2 separate regions of the Mus musculus genome follow, and region 2 is linked to region 1. A link is a loop called in an ENCODE intact Hi-C map of the cell type or tissue named here. Cell type or tissue: gastrocnemius. All regions are shown on one strand. Each heading gives the region's core, and the rest is flanking DNA. Links, peaks and the distances in the headings are about the cores only. Region 1 overlaps Csgalnact2 (chondroitin sulfate N-acetylgalactosaminyltransferase 2). Region 2 has its middle 10 kb from the start of Zfp239.

Region 1 (11,724 bases), core at 1,140-9,139:
TGCTAGGCAACATTCCACAACAAAGAGCTCCCCAACCCTCTGCATTTCTTTACTTCCCTTCAGAAAGAACTATAAGAATTTGACTCCAAGAAAACAAAGGGTTTGAACATCAGAGGGTCAGAGTTTCAACTTACTACTCATTGTTTCAATTAAATTATGCCTAATAAAACTTTAAAACCATCCCAAGGTTGAATGAAGACGTATTTCCCTCAGATTAGTGTGATTCCACACTGACTGAACCACGCTGATACCCTAAGCAAGACACTCAGCTCATGTGACGGTTTTACGCACCTGGCTCAGCATTTAACCGGCAGCTGTTAAGGAATTCAGCTGAGAAATATATATCAACATCACAGAAAAACATCAAGACCTCTCCCTTGTCCCAAGCTCGGGCACCCACATTTAGTCCTCGTCCACGATTAAATTCTTCGTCCAACGAGACCAAGGTGTAATTGTGAAAATCAGACTCACTATGAGGAAAGCAAAAACAAGAGCTGATAAGTCCCATTTAGAGGTTGACAATGTCTTTTCTTCAACAGCAGTTACAATGGACTATATTTTAAATAACTTATTTTTTGTTGTTGTTGTTGTTCTGTTTTTGTTTTTTCGAGACAGGGTTTCTCTGTATAGCCCTGGCTGTCCTGTAACTCACTCTGTAGGCCAGGCTGGCCTTGAACTCAGAAATCCACCTGCCTCTGCCTCCTGAGTGCTGGGACTAAAGGCGTGCGCCACCACGCCCGGCTCAAATAACTTATTATGTTGGCTCTATATTCACACTGGGAATGAAATTCTTCAGCTTCTTGCATTTGTTCATTATCAGGAATAGATTTTCACCAAATGCTCACATTTGAAGCAACATGCTAATGGTACGAATTTTAAAAGGTGCATTGCCTTTTGAGATCTTAAAAAACGCACTGTGGAAAAAAACACAGACACATGGCAACACAGCCATAGTTTCTGGTAAGCAACAATGCATTCTATACCAATGAGACACACAGAGTGCTCTCCTAGCCTCTTTCAGGTCCTCACGCAAACCTTCCATTGTCAGAGGCTCCTCCCTGATAGCACGTAGGAAGGAGGTTCTCTAATCTCTATCCTCTCTTCCGTGGCTCTTCCTTAGTATCATGTGGCATGTTTGTGTACCTCCCTACTCATTCAGAATAGATTTTGTGTTCATTAATATGATTCATTGGCCCTCACAAGTAGTTCAATAAATATTTGCTGAATTAATGAACAAACCGTGGTTTCAGGAAGAGATTGCTTGTGCCTACAGTAGCTAAATGTCGGATGGGGAACTTGAATTCTACCTTGGTAGAATCCCAAAGTCAGTGCCTGCAAGTAGAAGGCCATTTCAGACGATTCTCAGAAGCACAGAAGTAAAACAGCACAGAACACTTTAGAGAAAGTAGCTGGGTCAGATTAAGCATATGGGAAGGAACAGTGAGGAGGGTCACACCAAGGGGCCCTACAACAGGAAGAAAGAGGAAAGCCAGACTGAGCGCACCGTCCATCCCAGGTCAAACAACTGTGTTAGTTTGAAAAGGAAGGAGGAGCCAGCAGGGTTTCTAGGTCAGTGGCTTTCACAGGGAAAGCCTCAAGTCATCTGGTGGCAAGTTCTCGAGCTACCCTCCGAGTTGCTGACTTAGAAGCAAGGAGCAGAGTCAGCTCTCAGCTTTAGTAAGCCCCCTAGGTACCACAGGCACTTACTAGAGAACCACTGAACTAGGGGCCTGTGAGGAAGCCTGCTCTTAGAACAGGACAGCATGGTAATGGAAAGAAAAAAGCGAAGACTCATACAACACATGGAGTGACTCAAGTGCTCGGGGTACCCAGACTCTCCTCTCCATCTTACGGTATATAAATCTCTCCCTTCTTTTTGAGAAATTGCCCACTTCCAGCCTGGATGCCCTGATCACAGACTATGGCTCATCTACCTACCCTACAGCAGTATTTCCCTAGGCTAAGGACTAGGCTTATGTGTGGCCAATTGTGAATTCTCCACTCCACTCAGCACAATGACTGAGTAGCTCAAGGGTGGGGAAGACATCCTTCCCTGGGATTTTCTCCACTGAAGCTCTCTGATGAAAACGCTGAGAAGATGTGAGCCAGTGTCCCTCATCATGTGGAGGAAGCCAATCTGCAGCAGGAGAATGAAGTCAACATGTAGAAAACAGACAAAACTATGGAAATTTTTCATGGCAGTCAAGTGTCTGATTCTAGTCCTTCAGGCTCCAAAGTTATTTCTGTTATTTTCTTCTCCAAACTTACTTGCACTGTCACTTCTGGGAGGTAGCCAAGATCCTTCAATATTACTCATATTCTCCTTAAGCAGGCTCAAGGTCTCTCCCATTTTCTACAGAAGAATCTTGACAACACAGGAAGGCGGTTTCAGTAATCCACCAGGGAAAATGACTGGTGCTTGGTAGCTGATTGAAAGCAATAAAGTGGGGAGTGGGGTGCAGGGAAGTGAGGACTGGCATCAGCCAGAGGGAGACAGAGAAAAGGTCCCAAATAGAAAGCGACTCAGCAGAGACAATTAGCAGTAAAAAGATACATGGCTCTCAGATAGTAGGCCCAGGGGCTATGAAAATGGTGTGATTCTGAGCTCACAGAGGACCACCATGATGTGGAGAGTCACATTTATGTCCATCAAGGCTGTGAGAGCCTTTGCAGGACAGGGACAGGCTCTACTCTCTCAGTTATGTCTTTTCATTGCCTGAGTTAGACTTTCAAGCAGCATACCTGGAATATAGTAGGTGGGACTCAATACAGTAGCTGAATAATTCAAGAAAAACGAAACCAACCAGCAGAAAGATAAAAAAGCCATGAAAGATATGCAGGTTATGTGTAGTAAGAGCGGACAACCAGCCTAACATAATGCAGCATATTTGCATTAAGAAAATAAAAACTGTGTACTTGTGTACTGCAGAACTGGGTGGGGACTGTAAAGACTTAGGAGCCATAAGCACCATTTTCAGGAGAGAGAAGAAGCATGGGTATTCAGGAAGGAAGAAAGGTAAGATGATGGTATCAAAGCAGAGATAGGATTTAGAAAAGCAAACAGAACCTGTAAGAGTACAGCAAAGGGGGCAAGTAGGTAGATCACAGATAGCCCTGATCACCCCGGGCTGCCTGCTAAGCAATAAGGAAGATGGATTGTAGAGTCACATAAGATGAAAAACTTACTATCATTACCAGCCATCCACATATACATGCCCAGACAGCTTTGTGTGTGTAATGTAATGTATGTATATGTATGATGTGTATGCATGTTCATGTGTGTGCACATTTGTGTGCATGCATGTAAATATCAGAGAACAATCTTGGGTGTTACTCTTTCCTTCTATATTGTTTAGGACAGGGTTTCTGTTTGTCACTGAACACTTCAGTTGGCCTGTGCACTTCTGGAGATTCTGTCTCTGCCTGCCGTCTTGTCATAAGAACATGGTTTCACATGCCGGCTTCCATGCCCAGCTTGCCCATGGGCTCTGAGGACTCGGGCTCAGGTCCTCGTGCTTACACAGTGGCACTGTGCTGACTGAGCATCTCCTCAGCCCCTCAGCCAGATGTTAAAACAACACTACATATCTGAAATTCTCACTCTTCTCACACTTTAACACCTAGCATTACGGACCTCACTGTGTTTTGGCTTACCAACCTTGAGACAGATTCTAGAATAGACTTGACTTTAGATAGTCCTTCTTTCCCAAAATACACAACGGTGAGATGAATCCTCTTGTCTTGATGAATACAAACATCTCTAACAGAATTGAAAAATAAAATTTGTTCAAGAAGACATACAAAGCACCACTTACTCAGAAATCTATCACATGAAGTTTTGGCAAGAAAATAAATAAGACATTATCAATACAGAATGCAATCGCATGCAGTAGTAAATTAATATTAAAGTGATGATATCACTCAATTGTTGGAGATATTACAGCAAAGCACAAAGTCTGTGGGCCAGTGAATATGACCCATTGAGGGCCATGGCTACTTTATTGCCATATTTCAAAACATTGTTGGAACATCTGCAGTGGGATTGCTTTCAGTAGCAAATTAAAAACTATTTAAGGAAGTATGCCCAATCAGTTCAGAACCAAATAAATAAATGACTGTCTCAGATCAAGAGGCTGTTCTCAAATGGAACAAAATTCATAAAAATTAGCTAGTGGCTGGTATACAGTGATGACACCTGTGACCAAGACACGGCTACCAGGATGCAGGTTACTTACTAAAGAGGGTAATGAGGTCTCAAAGCAATTGCAAGAAAAGCAACTTTAACAAGTTGAAGGAAATCATGTCTCATGGAGCTATTTCAAACAGGCAAAACTCAGTTGGAAACATGACTTCTGGATATTCTACCATAGGATAGAGTTAGCTAACTTTAAAATAGGAAAATAAAGAAGAAGTAAAATTAGTGTTTTAAAACATAGCAATTATTAAGTTCAAACAAAAATGCAGCATTTTCCTTAAATGTTTTTTCTAACATAACTTTAACACTTAGCATTTTAAAGTACAACTTGATGGCAAAGAAGAAAGACGTAAGTTCTCCTACTTTTAGTTGAATGATTGCATTTTTAAGTTTTATTTCAATCTTAAAACTCAAATTGCCAGGCAGTGGTGGCGCATGCCTTTAATCTCAGCACTTGGGAGGCAGAGGCAGGCGGATTTCTGAGTTTGAGGCCAGCCTGGTCTACAAAGTGAGTTCCAGGACAGCCAGGGCTACAGAGAAACCCTGACTCAAAAAAACCAAAACAAATAAACAAACAAACCAAAATTCAATTTGCTGTCAAGAAATTTTACTGGAAGAGGGCAATGTTCTAGCTTTTCATTGAGGTGGTTTGTGAGTTTACACATTTGTCAAAAGTCATGAAAACATGACTTAACCTTCAAATATCCATTACATTATCTTTAGACTATATGGAATTTTTATTGTACATAAATTAGTCTTCAATATAGTTGACTTTTAAAAGTTCACCTTTCTGGGTTAGAGAGATGGCTCAGTGGTTAAGAACACTGGCTGCTCTAGCACAGGACCCGGATTTGATTCCCAGCGCCTACACAGAGGCTCACAACCACCTATAACTCCAGTTCCAGGGCATGTGATGGCTTCTTCTGGCCTCCATGGGCACTGTACACATGTTGTCCACATACATACACGAAAGTAGAAACTCATACACATAAATCTTTTTTAAAAGTTCAGCTTATCTTAAATTCAAACACAATTATAAAGTCATCAAATTGAGTCTCCAAGTAGTTGTCACCTCAGATTTATATCATAGTTCAAACTGTCAAGAAACATAATGCAGCATACATGCTTTGAGAAAAATAAAAATCTAAAATACCCTATAAAGCTTATATAGTTATTCTATAGCGCTGAGTAATTATACTTGGTGAAGATAAATTAAGTGAGTCTGCACAAAACAAGGTAAAGAACTTAGCCAAATCTGCGAGTTCTGACTTACCTGAAGTTCTGCATAAACTGTGAAAACGCCTCTGTCCTCTCCGCAAGTGGCACAATGATATTAATAACTGATCTTGTAATGTCGATCAGTTCATTCTTCACTTTCATGAGAGGTCCAAAAGGGCGGAAGAGGGTCACATGTCTGTACTCCATAAGGTCTGCTTTCTTAAAAAACAGTTCATACTGCGTGCCTTTATCTCTCTCAGTGCGATAATAGCCTAAAGCAAAGAGTTTGGAACAAAAACAACTTCATGTCAACATTTATATTCAAGAGAAATACAGATTTCACTCAGGCAAGGATCCAAAGTACTAACCAGTCTATAGGGATTTTATCTGTTTGTGGAAATACCTACCCCTATGTACAGCCAGAAACAGCTACTCTTTAGAAGAAAAGGTTTGTTAAAAAAAAAAAAAGCTTTGCTACATTATTCAATCCACAAAAATAACCCGCTACAGTAATTACTCCTTTTTACACACAACTCCTTCTCCTTAACACCAAACCATATTGCCTCAGTGCTAAACAAACTGCTTCTGAAATATTAAATTCTGAGTCCAAGAGTCAAAACCTGTACTACTTGGTTCAAGTCAACAAAAATGAATTAAATACTTTCATGTTAGTCACTGATGATTCAGAGACCATGTGGTCTCAGTTATGAGGAAGGGCCAGGATAGTGAGGAAGTCAGAAAGATAAACACTAATGATATCATGTGTAATGTGTGTATCTCATATATATATATATATATATATGTGTGTGTGTGTGTGTGTATGTGTATATATATATATGCACATGTATATATTGTGTGTCTCTCTTTTATATGTGTGTATATATGTATGTATTCAAAGAATACTAGTATAAATTTCAATACAATGATTTGGGATGTGTTTAGAAAAAAAGGATGGTGGTTGCCTGGGCAATATGATTTTTTTTTAAAGTGTAATACTCAGGAGAGAAAGGTTAGACTTACCCCAACTCTCCTAAAGCTTCCAGTCTAGACAGAAAAATCAACCAGGAGGTGGGCAACACCCTATAATGCAGCAAGTCCCATGACAGAGGGTGCACTATAGAGGTGACAAGCGCACACGGAAAGCACTGCTATTTTAGGCTTGAGGTTAGAGGCCACTTCCTGGAAGGAATGCCATTTACACTAATGCCTGGAAGAGGAATGGAAGTTGCTTAGTGGTTGCTAGTAGCTTAGAAGACACTCATGGCGCAGTGGAGGAGAAGTAAAAGACAGTCTACAGGAGCTAAGGGGATTAGAAGCAGAAGCGGCAGAGTGCGCAGCTGTCATAACTTCCTGCTTTTAAGGAAGAGTGGGAATGAGGACGTGCCACATGCGACTCAACTGTCCTATTTCATCTGCAGCTTTCAATTCTGCTGTGAAATAAAAACAAAAAAACTAAGCGTTCCAGAAACTTGGAAGAATTTTGAGAAAAACAACTAATAAAAATTATCATGATGTGGTAGCAGAAAAGGGGGTCATAGGAAGAAGATGGCTAAAATGCCCACACAAAGCAGAGTGCCCTGCCTGACAGACTTCAGGAATCATACCAGTGATAGCTATGATGGTTTGAAGTCCAACAAAATGCTGTATGTGGTAGGCTGTGTATAGAATACAGCAAAACAAGCTTTTAAAATCCACTTGTAGCCAAAACGGTTTTGTTTGCAGTGGAATGGAAATGCCTAGCAGTGGGCATTAGTATAGAGACAGGCAGGAATATACATCTATTTCTTTTTTTAAAAACCTAATAAATATCTAAAATTTATATGACCTTTGAGCTATATAGCATCTTCAAACCATATGCTGTGGCTGGAGAGATGGCTCAGTGGTCAAGGGCACCAGCTGCTCTTCAAGAGGACCCAAGTTTGATTCTCAGCACTGTAAGTCCAATGCTAAGGAATCAGACACCTGCCTCTGGTCTCTGCAAGCACTGCACACATGAGGTACACTATACATGCAGACAAAGCACTCACACACATATAAAGGAAAGACCTCATATCCATTTTGCAAGCTGTATTATGAAATGTGCTATTTCTTTGTTTCCAAGTGTAAAACTGTGTATTCCTCTTGATGCTGCGACCGTTTACTTCTCTAAAGACGGAACAGCCACTGACCTCCTGCACTAGCTTTTCCTTCCTTATCAAACAGTTCTCACATTTTGAACCTTAGTTCATCCATTAAAAAAAAAAAAAAACCCATAAGAGGAACGTCAACAGCAGATAAGAGAGGAATGCAAACCACACGGCCCACAAGAGCCCTTCAACGTGGTATTCTTATATTTAGACTTAGACTTATTCTGTTTTCCTAATTCTTATTCTTGTTTTTATTATGATCTCATTTTAACTTTGTCCAAAAGTCAGGTCAAATTTTTGGTGAAATTAAGTGGATAAAAATATAAATGCCTTAATACTATGGAAGTAATGACATATTCACATATGCTACTAGAATGCTGTCATACTAACATAGGAATTTATCAAAAGATTAAAAAATGTTTTTCTATTTGCATGTCTGTATACACATATGGAGGTCAGATGACAACTTGCAAGGATCTTACCAACATATTTTTCACATTACCTTCTATGAAGTCATTTTCATTAAATATCAGTTTCTCTCCAAGGGGACCCTCCTCATCTTCCTGTGCATCATCTTCATCAGGATTATTAATGACCTCCACGCCAGCTTCAATAACTTCTACCAGTTCGTCTCGTTTGTCTTTTCTAACTGGCTTTTCTTCAGGATGGCGAGTGAGACCCATTTCCAACTGAAATACTTTCATTAAAGTAAAACTTTCAAAGGGAACGACTCCATACTCACTGGGGAGTTTGGCCCCCACGCTAACTTCAGCTCTATCGATCTGGGAGTGAAGAAACTCTAAGAGGTCACTGGGTGCCTGCTCTCTGTTGCCAGGATAGCCTACGCCGTTAGCCCCTAGCTTCTTTCTCTCTTGCAAGGCTCTCATCTTCTCACTCATATCTTGTAATTCTTGCTTTAGCTGGGCAATCTGGCGTTTCAGACTGGTTGCCCTGGTTTGGTAATGTTCTTCTTGCTCCTGCAGGAGGGCCTGGTAATATTCTTTACCATAATTTTCTCTAACAACACCAGGAAGAGAAGCATTTCCATCAGTCTGGGGGGCACATTCCAGGAGGTACATAAATAATACTAAACTGAAGAGCAAAGCAAGGCCCAACAGCAGCCACTGGGTCCGGCTGTGCAGAATCGATCCTCTTCTAGACATTCTCACTAGAGTGTGTTTGCCTGACAGGACAAGCCCTCTGCTTGTTCATGACTTTAGTAAAAAATTACCAAAAGTTAAAAACAAAATTAGAATTTCCATAAGAGGTACCCAAGTGCACTCTGTTGTAGTTTTAAAAGATTCTTTCTTCAGTAGTCATGACTACTTGGTAGAAGTGAGAAATTAACAATACTTCCTGTATTGTTACCATGATATCCACACTAAGCAATCTGATCTATAAAATCCATTATCTGGGTGGTGACTTTTCTGAAAGAAACAGATCAGAGTCAATCAGAACTTTGTTTCTTTAAGTAGAAAGAAACAGCTTCAATAAGCCTGGCTATGTTACTACTATATGCAGTATTCCATGGAGATGATAATATAATTTAGAGTAATTGGCAAGCACTGGAAGAAAATATTCAGAAAAACACCACACAAAATACTAACATATTGTGAATAAAACTTTAAGCCAGTTTGTTTAAACACGTTTTACTTCTTGAACCAAGCAGCATCCAAATTATATACAGTAAAATTATGTTCAGTTTTTAATAATTAATAATTAAATTATTTTACAATCATGCTGCTTATAACTCGTTACTAACACACCACATCTCAACAAAAGCATGCACTATGTGGGAACTGGATTTCTGTAAGTAATCTCATTATAGCAATAATGATTTGCTGCAAGAAAAAGTCCCTCCAGGTATACTCAAGTAATCTTGCTCATTAATTTCAATCAAGCGGGGTGGGGTACAATTTCAAAAGGTCACTGACATCTGCAAAACACATTAAAAACATTTTTACATCCAAAGTTCTCTGGTAGATTACTCCAGCATTAGATCAGTTTCCACTGCATGACTCAGCAGGGTTCCTTACAGTTCTGGAAGATTTGGAATTGATATAGAGAAAAACCACAGATGATTTAATTATGTTTGTCTGCCTAGAGAAAAACGGTAAATTTATAACACTACATGCTACCTTTCATGCTCCAGTCTGTGAGCTCTTCCAGTCTAATTCTAAAGTAGGATTATTAACTCTAGAAATAGAAGAGATTAAACTCAGGCAAGAAGAGGCAAGAAGTCCTCTGCCGCAAACAGAACTTCCACTCCAACCAAGCACTTCTGAGCAGGATAATGTGACACAACGGCCCCAGCTTACAGGAATGCTTTCTGCAGCACACTCAACCTGGGAAGCTGACCAGTAGGCCATCCTAGTTACTTGTCTTCGCAGTCACTAGGAAAACCTGGGTGTCTTCTCCAGAAAATTCTGCATCATATACTTTTTGTGATTTACATCACATTTGCATTAAAATATAGATAAAATTAAAACTCTTTATTACTATTAAGACTACAAAAAATGGGCTTAATTTCTCTAAGCCATGTGTTAATTTAGTAAACCAAACAAATGACTACTAAGTATCCTAAAATATTTAATTGACTGTCTTATGACATCTGATTGTCAATTTCATTTAAATGTTGGAGAAAATGGGAATACTTTAAAGTTTTAACAAACTAAAAGAAAATGAAAAGCTAAAACTAGTTCTGAGGATTTGCCATTCCTCAACAAATATAATATTTAATATAAGAACCACTTAAATGTCATTACTGAAAAAATTAATTGAGGGATATTTCTTAACTATTTAAATTACTACTATTCTACTTGTTAGGGAAAAGAAAGGTTACATTTGAAAAAGCAGAAACATAATTTTTCATAAGCTGTTATGTTAGTAAGTCAGGTATGATGGCACACACTTTTAATCCCAGTACTTGGGAGGCCAAGGCAGGTAGATCTCTGTGAGTTTAAGGGCAGCCTGATCTATCTAGTAAGTTCTGGAATAGCCAAGACTACATAGTGAGACCCTTCCTTGAAAAAAATAAGATCAAACCCAAAAACTGTTAATAAAGATTGACTTACTTGTTACAATATACTCAAATGGTTTTGAAGTATAACTTGATCATAAAGCAACATATGCCCTATGGACGACAGCCTTTTATTAGTAGGTCACCTTATAGTCTTTTCCTTTATATAGACAATATATTTTCTTCAATGACTTATAATTCATAATGGGTCACTTTACTTTTCAATGAAAAAGAAATAAACACCAACTGTAACAGTAAGTTTTACATTGTGGTTAAATGTATACGTATGTGTATATATATATGTGTGTGTGTGTATATGTATATATATAAATATAAAGATAAATACATATGTATGGGACCTCTAGGTATATAAAAGATAGTAATAATTGGCTTGTAATAAAAAAATCCTAAAAGATGCTAGTTTAAAATGCACTTTTCATATATTCTATACAATCCTTTCAGGATAGTGGTAGTATTAGTCTCATTTTATAGAAGAAGAATTGTTCAGAAATGAACAGATTTAAATATGGTTATATAACCACTAAGTAGATGCATTAAAACTAAGGTGCTCTCTCATTTTAATAAAAACATAGGTTTATAAATATCAGTGTGTTGCAGTGAATTTCCATTGATATGAAAGAAAAGCTGCTGTAATTAACATTTTAGAAAGTACTTGCATAACTCTGTGGTAGCTGTTTAAATCTTTACTTGCCTCATTTCTAACAGGAACTCTCCGATCACACACTACAAGACCAGATGATAACAGTTTGACGATCTAAAGAATCTTAGATGAGCTGGAGTGACAGTTCAGTGGTGGAGAATTTGCACGCATGCATGAAGTCCTAGGCTCAACACACACACACACACACACACCCTGCACTCATGTACATGCACACACAGCCCGCCCACATGCACACACCCCTTTCTGCTATTATATCTTGATTCCCTCTTCTGTGCACTGTGTATGCATTATTCCTATGATGTTCACTCACATCTCAGAGTTAATTCAACCAACCTCCTAAACACAGTGAAGTGCCTGAAGAGCTAAAGGAATACTGTGGTGACAGGAAAATGAGACACTAAAGGTATATAAGACAAAAAGGAAATATATTTAGAGTTAGTTGAAGGAATTTTTAAGAGGAATCAATTCCAACTCAAAACCAAGA
Region 2 (11,724 bases), core at 1,566-9,565, 270 kb before region 1:
ACCACATGGTGGCTCACAACCATCTGTAATGGGATTGGATGCCCTCTTCTGGTGTGTCTGAAGACAGCTACAGTGTACTCACATATAATAAATCTTTAAAAAGAAGTTCCCCTACCAGCAGTGCTGTGCTCCTCCTACGCACTGACAATTTGGAAACCTAACTCGATCTGAATTCTATTTTAACCTCCGGGGAATGAGATTTGGAGAAAATGTAGAGAGGAGAGGTTGGTTTTGTAGAGAGATTTTTGTTTTTTTAATCTGAAGCCACTATAATTCTTCCTGCGAGCATTTTGTAACTAACTGATGAGGTAGAAAAGTTTTCACATTAATGCACTGTCTTAGGGTTACTATGGCTACCATGAATCACCATGACCAAAAGCAAGTTGGGGAGGAGAGGGTTTATTACCAAAGGAAGTCTGGGCTCAAGCAGGATAAGAACCTGGAGGCAGGAGCTGATGGGGAAGCAATGGAGGGGTGCTGCTTACTGGCATATTCATGGCTTGCTCATTCTGCTTTCTTATAGACCCCCAGGACCACCAGCCCAGGGATGGCCTCACCGCAATGGGCTGGGCTCTCCCCATCAATTACTAATGGCAATGCTCTACGGGCTTGCCTACAACCCAGCCTTCTGGAGGCATTTATTTCTTGATTGAGGTTCCCTCTTCTCAGATGCCTTTAGCCTGTATTAAGCTGAGATACCATCATCCAGCACGGGTACCACTCTGTTCTTTGTAGAAGATCTTATAAACTGTAGCCTCCTTAATCTCAAAAAACTCAGGATAGCAAGTTATCATCTACAGGGGGAAATTATGTCAAAGGTCTTTGACAATCACTCAATGGATTTGTTTAGTGATAAAGAGTACTCCCAGGAATACTTAGATAACATTTGAAGATATATACAAGACTAACATTCCCATTCTTTTTTTTTTTAATTTTATTTATATGTTATATGTACAGCATTCTGCCTGCATGTGTGCCTGAAGGCCAGAAGAGGGCAGATATCATTACAAATGGTTATGAGTTACCATGTGGTTGCTGAGAATTGAACTCAGGACCTCTGGAAGAACAGACAGTGCTCTAAACCTCTGAACCATCTCTCCAGCCCAACATTCCCATTCTTAATGACACACACTAGAAATAAATTAGAAATTTTAAAACTGGAATACAGGGCTAAAGAGATAGCTCAGAGGTTAAGAGTATTGTCTGCTCTCTTTAGAGGTCCTGAGTTCAATACCCAGCAACCCCATGGTGGCTCATAACCATCTTTAATGAGATCTGGTGCCCTCTTCTGGTCTTCAGGCATACATGCAGGAGCCTGCTATATAAATAATAAATATTAAAAAAAAAAAAAAGTACACCACAGTAACAATCAGACAGTTTTAACATTGCACACAAGTTCTTGTCATTCAGCCAGGTGTGGTGGCGCACACCTTTAATCCCAGCACTTGGGAGGCAGAGGCAGGCGGATTTCTGAGTTCGAGGCCAGCTTGGTCGTGAGTTCCAGGCTAGCCAGGGCTACACAGAGAAACCCTGTCTCAAAAAAAAAAAAAAACCAAAAAAAAAGTTCTTGTCATTCATTCTTGAAAAGGTAGTGTCTGTGTCCCCTCTACACAGGCTGATAAGTTAATAGAAAACAGAAATGATGCCACATTACTTCCAGTGATAGGCATGAAAAGCCCTTAGAAGGTCTGCAAAGTGTACCTGATCCTTGGGACTACTTGCTCTATGGGAAATCAATTACCACATAAAAAAGAAGCCACTGTCATGTACAAGCTCCGTGTATTCTCCAGCCGATAGGCTCAACTCCACAGACAGCATCATCGCTCTTAATTTTGTTTCTCTTGCTATGATAGAATACCCTGAAGAAAGCAAGCTAGGGAAGAAAGCATATGTTGGTCTACAGTTGCATACTGAGGAAGATACAGCCATGGCCCATGAAACCAACTCAGCTCACTGCATCAGCTGTCCAGAAGGAAAGACAGGGCTGAGCTAAAAAACCTCAAAGCCTGCCCCAGGGGATATATGTCCTCCAGCAATGTTCCACCTCGTAATGGTTTCCTAACCTTCCCAGACATACCACCTGCAGGAGCCCAAGCGTTCAAACACATGAGCCTGTGACCATTTCACAGTCAAACTGACCTCCAGCCACAGTCATGAGTCGCTGCTTATGTCCAGCCCAGGGAAATACCCAGTGCCTACAGTCTCAGCTGACATCCGACAATTAGGCAGAAGATCCCGTAGTGCCAGCCAAGCCCTGTTCTTATCTGGATCCCCTCCTAAGTGCACTCAGGTCCTGACAGAATGTGCTTCCTTAGAGCTGAGAGCTCCAGCCTCCTACTGGCTGTTGGATTAAGTCTAAGGAGCCAGCAGAAGTTTTCTGACATCAGGTAGCCATTTTCTTGAACAAAGAAGCCATCTTTGCAGTTGTTAAATGAATATCCTATAACTCAGCTGCATTACCCCAGTGACAACCCATCACATTTGCCATAGTCTATCAGCTGGAAACAGGCTTCATGCTCTACCCACACTCAAGGGCAGGGGGATGACTGCCTTGCAGCAACCTTACAGTACTCATTTTCTTTGTTTCAAGACTCACTACCTAGCCCTGGCTGTCTTGGAACATACTATGTAGACCTGGCTGGCCTCAAACTCACAGAGATCTGCCTCCTTGCTCCTGTGTATTGGGATTAAAGGTGTGTGCCACTATGTCCAATTAGAATATTCAGTTTCTGATTTGGGGTGGGAGGGGAGAGTGTTGTCTTTGTTTTGGGGGGAGTTTTGCCCCCTTTTTTTCAATTTCTCAAGACAGGGTTTCTCCGTGTAGCCCTGGCTGTCGTGGAACTCACTCTGTAGACCAGGCTGGCCTCGAACTCAGAGATTCTCCTGCCTCTGTCTGCCATGTACTGAGATTAAAGGCAGGTACCACCACCTTATAGCAAATATTCATTTTTCTATCTGCTGAAACAATACTACAAACCAAGTGACTTGAGACAACAGTAGTGTGTTAACTGAGAGTTCAACAATACTACAAACCAAGTGACTTGAGACAACAGTAGTGTGTTAACTGAGAGTTCCGGAGGCTAGAAATCTGAAGATAAAGTATCTGCAGGGTGACAGTCCCACTGAAGCACACAGAGTATAGAAATCTTCAACTCCTGTGCATTACTAGTAATCTTTGGTGTTCCTTAACCAGCCACAGGATTTCATTTCTACTTGTATAGTCTCATGGCCTGTTGTCCCTCTGTCTCTTTGTCTCTTTTTACATAGCATCAGTTATGTTGGCTTAAGGGCCCACCTCTCTTACGCCAGTCAAGTCTCATCTTAGCTGATTACATCAACAAAGACCATTAGTAAGCAGCTCACTGCGCCCATTACACTTACGGCATGTCTGCCATAGTGTCAGAGACATCCTTTGGACAAAAGTATATACATCTAACATGGTGGATTTGCAAATATAGTTCACGGACATCAGCAGCATCAGGAAATTTTCAGCCCCTGCTGATACTTACTAAAAATGCTTGGTCAGGAAAGAGGAAGGGAAGGGACAGCAATCTGTTTAAATATGCCTACTTTACCAGCTGTGTATTGGACTCCCAATCCTACAGGCCTCTCTATGCAAATATAAACCTCCTTTTAGGGGGTGAGGGGGGACAAGCAGCAGGCAGCTTAGAATTCCCTGCCTATTACACAGGGTATCAGGAGAAGGCAATCTTTTTCCATGATAGGTTCCTGATTATTGGACTTTCTCTTCAAGGTGCAATGCCACAGTTCAACATTAGTAGTAAAAGTGTGATTTCTGACCTAATATTTTATGATTTGAGTTTTGGTTTTGGTTTTTGATTAGCTTGTTGGTTGGGATTTTTTTTTTGGTTTGGTTTGTTTTGTTTGTTTGTTTGTTTGTTTTTTGAGACAGGGTTTCTCTGTGTAGCCCTGGCTGTCCTGGAACTCACTCTGTAGACCAGGCTGGTGGCAAACTCAGAAATCCGCCTGCCTCTGCCTACCAAGTGCTGGGATTAAAGGCGTGCGTCAGCTTAGTGCTCCCAGCTTAAGATTCGGAGATTTTTTAATTTTCTTTGGAGTGCATGTCTAGCACTCTCAAAGGGTGTTTTAAAAAGTGCTTGTTCTTCCCTTGGCTTGTTAGTCCTGGCTAAGTGCTGTTGTTGAAGTGGAGACAGTTGGTGCTGGTTTGTGGTCAGCGGAAGCTGGGGTACTCAGCTACTATCTTATGGTCTCTGACTCCACAGACGTGATCAGAGGGCCAAAGGCTCAACGGGAGCCTGTCTATTTTTCTAGTTGTTGGAAAATGTCATTGGAATTTCTTATGATGATTGTATTGTATTTCTAGATAGTGATGGTAATGTAGCTCTTTTTACAGTATTAATTCTGCCAATGCATGGCAGCATGCTAGATCTCATGTTTTCTTCAGGATCTTAAAGTTCTTATTGTTGGGATCTCTTCTCCTCAGCTAGGTTTTTCTCCTGGGTATTCTTTGAAGCTGTTATGAATTTGGCTTTTCCCTTCTCTGTTCCCCAGCACATTGTTGGTATATAGAAAAGCTACTGGTATTCTATGGTGATTCTGCATCCTATTACTGGATGAAAGTGTTTTATCGATCCCAGGAATTTTCTGATGGGATATTTAGGGTCCTGTCATTTCCAAGCAGTGACTTCAACTTCTTCCTCATGTGTACCTTCTTTATCCTTCTGCCATGTTGCTTTATCTAAACTTTGAGCACTCTATGGAAAGCGGGGACTGGGCACCCCTGTGTCCTCCCTGGTTTTAGCAGGCATGCTTTCCCTTCTGGTGAGTGATCCCGACAGGAATGCTGTAGTCAATTTTTGACTGGATTGTTTGCTTTCTTGGTATTTAGTTTCCTCGTTCTCTGTGTAGTCTACATATTCGTCCTCTGTAATATGTATAGCTGGCAAAGGTTTTCTCCCCCACCATAGGGTGCATTGTTATTCAGTTCACTGTTAGTTGTATAAAACCTTTTTTAAAAAGACTTATTTACTTATTATTTTATGTATATGAGTACACTATATCTGTCTTCAGACACACCAGAAGAGGGCATCAGATCCCATTACAGATGGTTGTGAGCCACCATATGGTTGGTGGGAATTGAATACAGGATCTCTGGAAGAGCAGTCAGTGTTATTAACCGCAGAGCCATCTCTCCAGCCCCAATTGTATTTTAAGTATGTTAGTGCTCTATCAGCATGTACACCTTCATGCCAGAAGAGGGCATCAGATTCCAATATAGACAGATGAGAGCCACCATGTGGTTGCTAGAATTGAACTCACGACCTTTGGGAGAGCAGGCAGTGCTCTTAACCACTAAGTCATGTCTCCAGCTGTATAAAACCTTTTTTAATACCATATTATCTGTTGACTGTTAGGCTTATCTTCTGAGTGAATGGAGTTCTATTCAAAAAGCCCTTACCTATACCTGTACCTGTACCAATACCTTACCTACACCTAAATCTTGAAGTATTTGTCCTCTAGCAGTTTTAGCATGTCATTTTTTTGGGGGGGGGGTGGTTTCGAGACAGAGTTTCTCTGTATAGACCTGGCTGTCCTGGAACTCACTTTGTAGACCAGGCTGGCCTCGAACTCAGAAATCCACCTGCCTCTGCCTCCCAAGTGCTGGGATTAAAGGCGTGCGCCACCACCGCCCGACTGTATCAATTTTTTTTAAGATTTATTTATTATTATATCTAAGTACACTGTAGCTCTCTTCAGATGCACCAGAAGAGGGCATCAGATCTCATTACAGATGGTTGTGAGCCACCATGTGGTTGCTGGGACTTGAACTCTGGACCTTCTTCGGAGGAGCAGTTGGTGCTCTTAACCACTGAGCCATCTCTCCAGCCCTAGCGTGTCAATTTTTACATTAACTTTGTATTAACTAACTTTTGTGTAAGTGGAATCTAAGCACCAAACTTTCACTCTCTTACCTGTAGATACCCAGTTTTCAGTGCAGTATTTCTTAAGGGGCTGTCCTTTCTCCGGTGTGTTTTTTGGCATCTTTGTCAAAACCGGGAGGCTATAGCTGCATGGATCTATAACAGGCTGTCTGGTCTGTTCATTACATCTCCATTTTAGTCAGGTTGATGTGATCTCTATGACTGAGTAATAGCGCTTTTAAAAATGTGTGTGGTAATGCTTCCTTGCCTTATTGTTGTTTGCCTAAGGATTGCTTTGTCTGCCCAAGGTCTTCTGTGCCCCTGTACTTTTAAGGTTGCTTTTCTATTTCTGTGAAGATTGTGCTGGGATTTTGATGAATGTTTAGACTGGTTTTGCTAAAATATCTATTTTTACAAAGTAAATCATAAGCATGGAACTCTTCCCATCTTCTAGTATCTTCATTTCTGCTAGGGTTTCAAAGTTTTCATTATAGCTCTCTCTCTCCCTCTCTCTCTCCCTCTCTCTCTCCCTCTCTCTCTCCCTCTCTCTCTTTCAGTTATTGCGTGTGTGTGTGTGTGTGTGTGTGTGTGTGTGTGTGTGTGTGTGTGCATGCGTGCAGGAGGAGGGGTCTCAAAGGGTATAGATCACATGGAGTTACAGGCAGTTGTGAGCTGTCTGATGTGGGTGCTGCAAATCTAACTCAGGCTCTTTGCAGGAGGAGCACATGCTCTTAACCACTGAGCCATGCCTGCAGCTCACAAAGGATTACTCTCAATCAACACTTCCACTCAGGGAGTTCCCCCGGGTTGGGAAGGATAGGATTTGTGAACACTTCCCTGATCAGTTCAGAAATCCAAAATTTAAAAGAGAGTTAAGGGCTGTTGAGATGGCTCAGCAGATAAGAGCACTGAAAGGTCCTCGATTCAAATCCCAGAAATCACATGGTGGCTCACAACCACCTGTAAGGAGATCTGATGCCCTGGTCTGTTGCGTCTGAAGTTAGCTACAGTGAACGTACGTATAATAATAAATAAATCTTTGGGCCTGAGCAAGCAGAGTTGAGCCGACCGGAGCAAGTGGGGCCCACTGGAGTGAGCAGAGGTCCTAAAATTCAATTCCCAACAACCACATGAAGGTTCACAACTGTACAGCTACAGTGTACTCACATACATAAAATAAATAACTCTTTAAAAGAGAGTTGAAGTGGGCTGGAGAGATGGCTCAACGGTTAAGAGCACTGACTAGTCGTTCTTCCTAAGGTTCTGAGTTCCAATCTCAGCAACCACATGGTGGCTTATAACCATCCATAATGAGATCTGATGCCCTTTTCTGGTGTGTCTGAAGACAGCTACAGTGTCTTACATATAACAATAAATAAATCTTAAAAAAAAAAAGAGAGAGAGAGAGAGAGTTGAAGTATCACAAAGAACTCTACCTGACCTTCTCTGTTGAAGATGGTGGGCAGAGTAAGAAGGACTGCTGTGGCTGCTTGGGAAAGAGACCATGCACCTTCATGGGGTGTAATGACAGCAGATGAAAATTCCCCAACTAACAACCTGCATAGGATAGGATAACAATGAGGTCTACCAAGGCCATAGGCAGGGTCTTTGAAGCTTGATCACAAAGATTAGATTATCAGGGATAAATCAGTGCCTGTTCCAGGAGAGAATGGGGATCAGAAGACAAAGGACCTGGGGGTCGGAGCAGTGGTTCTTTCTCTCTCTCTCTCTCTCTCTCCCTCTCTCTCTCTCCTGGTTTTTCAAGACAGGGTTTCTCTGTATAGCCCTGGCTATCCTGGAACTAACTTTGTAGACCAGGCTGGCCTCGAACTCAGAAATCCGCCTGCCTCTGCCTCCTGAGTGCTGGGATTAAAGGCGTGAGCCACCACTGCCCCGCTGAAGTGGTGGTTCTCAACCCTCCTGTGACCCTTTAATACAGTTCCTCATGTGGTGATCCCCAACCATGAAATTCTTTCATTGCTACTTCATAACTATAATGTTGCTATTGCTATGAACTGTGATGCAAATATCTTATATGCAGAGTATCTGTTATGCAGAGTATCTGATATGCAGTGTATCTGATATGCAGAGTATCTGATAAGCAGAGTATCTGATATGCAACCTCCAAAGGGGTTACAACCCATAGGTTGAGAACCTCTAGGTTAGACATAAAGAGTCCTTGGGACCAAGGATGCAAAAGGTACTCTGTAACTTACAGACAGTAAATCATAATGAGCATAATGAGAAAGTGCAGAAGATCTGAAGATGAATCTGGAAGAAAAAAGAAATTACTTTCCTAACAGACCTTAGGGCTGCATGCTCTTCTCCACCCTAGCCTGAATAAGGAAAATAAATGTCCCCTGTCCTCTTACACTGCAATTACATGTTAAACATGAAAACATCTTTGGTTCTGTGGGTATTTTCTTCCTGCCTTTTTTTGCATACAAAGAGTAGTGTCCTACTCAGGTTCAATGGCAATATGCCAAAATTCTGACTAAAGTGTAAACCTTAAGTCCAAATGGACAGATTTTTCTGGAGACGTGCAATAGGAGAAAGCTTGGACATTACAAATATGTATACAGGCAATCATTTTTGCTATGATGTGCCAGGAATATAATTTGGCTTAAACTCTCGCCTGGGAAGATGAAATAAGTGGTAACTAGGAGAGGGAGAGAGAGAGAAAATAGAAAAAGAGAGAGAGTTGTTGAGAAGGATTAGTATGAAGTCTTCTTTATGGTTTTATTATAGAAAGGCAGAGAGAAAGAGAGAAGGTAAAAGAAAGAGAGGGAAGTATGACGTCTTTTTATTTTTGGTAGAAAGGATTAAAAAGAGAATGTTTTAGATAATGGTGGGATTTTTATCCTAGGAATTTAAAACAGAAGATGAAGACAAAGGCATGAAAGTCCTTCACAGAAGGTCTGAGCAAGTTGCACCACCAGGCTTATTTCGGAAATGGGACTGTTGCTGTCTTCAGACACACCAGAAGAGGGCATCAGATCCCATTACTGATGGTTGTGAGCCACCATGTGGTTGCTGGGAAGCCACTGAGCCAACTCTCCAGCCCTGAAAATGAGGTTAAGGGTGATATATGTTAGATGATTAAAGTTTATTAAAAATCCCTAAGGTGCTGGCCTGTGGTGGCACACGCCTTTGATCCCAGCACTCAAGGAGCAGAAGTAGGTGGATCTCTCAATTGGGAGCCAGCCTTGTCTACAGAGTGAGTTCCAGGACAGCCAAGGCCACACAAGGAACCTCAGTCTCAGGAAAACCAAAAGGGAAAAAAAATCCCTAAGGTTAGACAGGTGTGGTGGCCACACCTTTAATCACAGCACTCTAGGCAGAAGCCAGCAGATCTCTGCGATTTTGAGGATACCCTGGTCTACAAAGTGAGTTCTGGGACTATGTAGAGAGAACTTGTCTCAAAACATTTAAAGAAAGAAAATCTCCAAGATTATAGTGCTCTACAGACACAAGAACTAGTTTATAGGCTGGCGAAATGGTTCAGTGGATAAGGGCGCTGACTGCTCTTCTGAAGGTCCTGAGTTCAAATCCCAGCAACCACATGGTGGCTCACAACCACCCGCAATGAGATTTGATGCACTCTTCTGGTGCGGCTGAAGACAGCTACAGTGTACTTATGTATAATAGTAAATAAATCTTTTTTAAAAAAAGAACTAGTTTATATGTGTTAAAATGTAACATACAATACATACATACTGTGTGTTACTATGGTAACACAAGAACTGGTTAAAAAGAAGGAGGGTCTAAGTACAAGGTCATTACTTGTGGTTTTGCTGGCCTCCTTAGGGTTTAACCACCTGGGGAAACTGAGTCATAACAAAGCCAAGGTTCTTTTTAAATTGGGTTGTTTTGACCAAGCCTTTTTAAAATGTTAAAAAAAAAAAAAAGCAGTTTAAAATTACAAACTGATAAAGCTTTCCCTCTGGGGATAAGCTTTAAGCCTACACCAGTGAGGAAAATCAAAAGTTTCCTAGCCTTTGTCCTCAAGGTCAGTCAGGACCCAGAGAATGATAGGAGCTAAATGATCAAGCCTCTTGACCAGAGAGGTCCCAGAAATCTCCAGCAGGGTTGAATCTTATAAAAAGGGGGAGGGAGTGTGCTGGGGATCTCAGAGTGTGAATGCTACAACACAAAGTTACAGTTGTATGGGGGTCCACACTATCTCTAAACGGCGAAGGGCGTGAAACTTGCCAAAGGACAACATTTTACAAGGATTTGTTTTAATGAGAAACAAACTCCATAAGAGAGACCCCCCTAAACTGAAACCCTTTCAAAGTACCAAGAGGACTTCACAGAATGACCTGAGGTGGAAAGTCATTGACTGTGTCTATGGCAACCCCCTCATGTGGATAGAGGCCTTCCTCCTCCCAGCTTCGATGGCTGACACAGTTAGAATTGTCTTAGGGTACATTACGACACAGCTCCTGCCCGGCGGTGGTGGCACACACCTTTAATCCCAGCACTTGGGAGGCAGAGGCAGGCGGATTTCTGAGTTCGAGGCTAGCCAGGTATACAAAGTGAGTTCCAGAACAGCCAGGGCTACACAAGAAAACTGTCTCAACACCTAATGCACTCAGGAAGCAGATGCAGGTGGATCTCTGTGAGGTCAAAGCCAGCCTGATGCACAGCCCAATACATGCACCAAATCCTGGGCACCCAGTTTCATAAGAAGCTACTACTGGGATAACTCCAACTCAGCAATAGTACCAACTCCATTTTATCCAATAGAAAGGTCATATGGACAAAAAAAAAAAGAAAGAAAGAAAGAAAGAAAGAAAGAAAGAAAGAAAGAAAGAAAGAAAGAAAGAAAGAAATGTCATTGCATTAAATGGCATGATATAGCAAATGGAAGAAAGAGATATATACAGACTATTCTACACAATGTTGCTTTTGAAATAAGTTCTGGGTTTCTTTTGTTTGTTTGTTTGTTTTTTCGAGACAGGGTTTCTCTGTATAACCCTGGCTGTCCTGGAACTCACTCTGTAGACCAGGCTGGCCTCGAACTCAGAAATCCGCCTGCCTCTGCCTCCCAAGTGCTGGGATTAAAGGCGTGCGCCACCATGTCCGGCTTTGAAATAAGTTCTATGGTAGCCCTGGTGGCCCTGGAACTCTATGTAGACTAAGCTAGCTTGGAACTCACAGAGATCCCCTTGTGTCTGCTTTCTGAGTTGTGCAATTAAAGGAATGTGCCACCATGCTCACCTAGTTAGGTGGTGGTGGTGGTGGTGGTGGTGGTGGTGGTGGTGGTGGTGGTGGTGGTGGTGGTGAAATTGACACAAGCCCTGGCCATCTGAGAAGGACCTTCCCTTGAAAACATTCCTCCCACAGGCAAATCCGTGGAGCATCTCTTGATTTAACAATTATTGTAGGAGGGTCAGCCCATTGAGGATAATCCTACCTAATTGTGATACCTATAAACCACACTGTTCAGCATAGCAAGAATATCCCCCCCAAAAAAAAATGCAGCTGGGGAGACAGATCAGGGGTTAAGAGCATTTGTTGTTCTTGCAGAGAGTCCAGGTTCAGCTTCCAGCACCTATGTGGTTAACTACTTTCTATAGACCACAAGGTGGTGCACAACTCTAATCCCTGTAAAAGGCAAAAAGTCCTTGTACACACAGATAGGTTCTGGAGAATCCAGGAACTATTTTACATAGGCATTCTTCAAAGGAAGGAGATGCTTAACCTATCTTCTTCCTGGAATTCTAGGAATGGATATAGTTTACAACCTGGCAATTCTCTGCTGTCTTATGAGCTAGGCGCTGCCATATCTCTCAGAATTTATATTTTACTTATCCTA

Evidence for each region. Peaks named below come from ENCODE experiments on the same cell type or tissue, not always from the same donor. Only the 100,000 strongest peaks of a DNase experiment are listed, where the experiment ranks them.
Region 2: a loop joins it to region 1, with 4 times the contacts of the local background. A loop is called at or near these places in 2 of 42 quality-filtered maps.

The regions. Positions count from the first base shown.
Region 1 is chr6:118,120,654-118,132,377 of GRCm38, forward strand. Csgalnact2 (chondroitin sulfate N-acetylgalactosaminyltransferase 2) reads right to left here. Exons shown (of 8, transcript NM_030165.3): 2 at 8,042-8,966; 3 at 5,469-5,685; 4 at 3,659-3,760; 5 at 292-470. The coding sequence starts at 8,702. Among named protein-coding and RNA genes, the nearest start is that of Csgalnact2, 13 kb to the right of the region's middle. In gastrocnemius, for the core only: no CTCF peak of the experiment used is centred there; no DNase peak of the experiment used is centred there; H3K27ac peaks cover 1,562 bases.
Region 2 is chr6:117,846,698-117,858,421 of GRCm38, forward strand. No RefSeq gene overlaps it. Among named protein-coding and RNA genes, the nearest start is that of Zfp239, 10 kb to the right of the region's middle. In gastrocnemius, for the core only: CTCF peaks have their summits at 5,232 (motif pointing right) and 8,882 (motif pointing right); no DNase peak of the experiment used is centred there.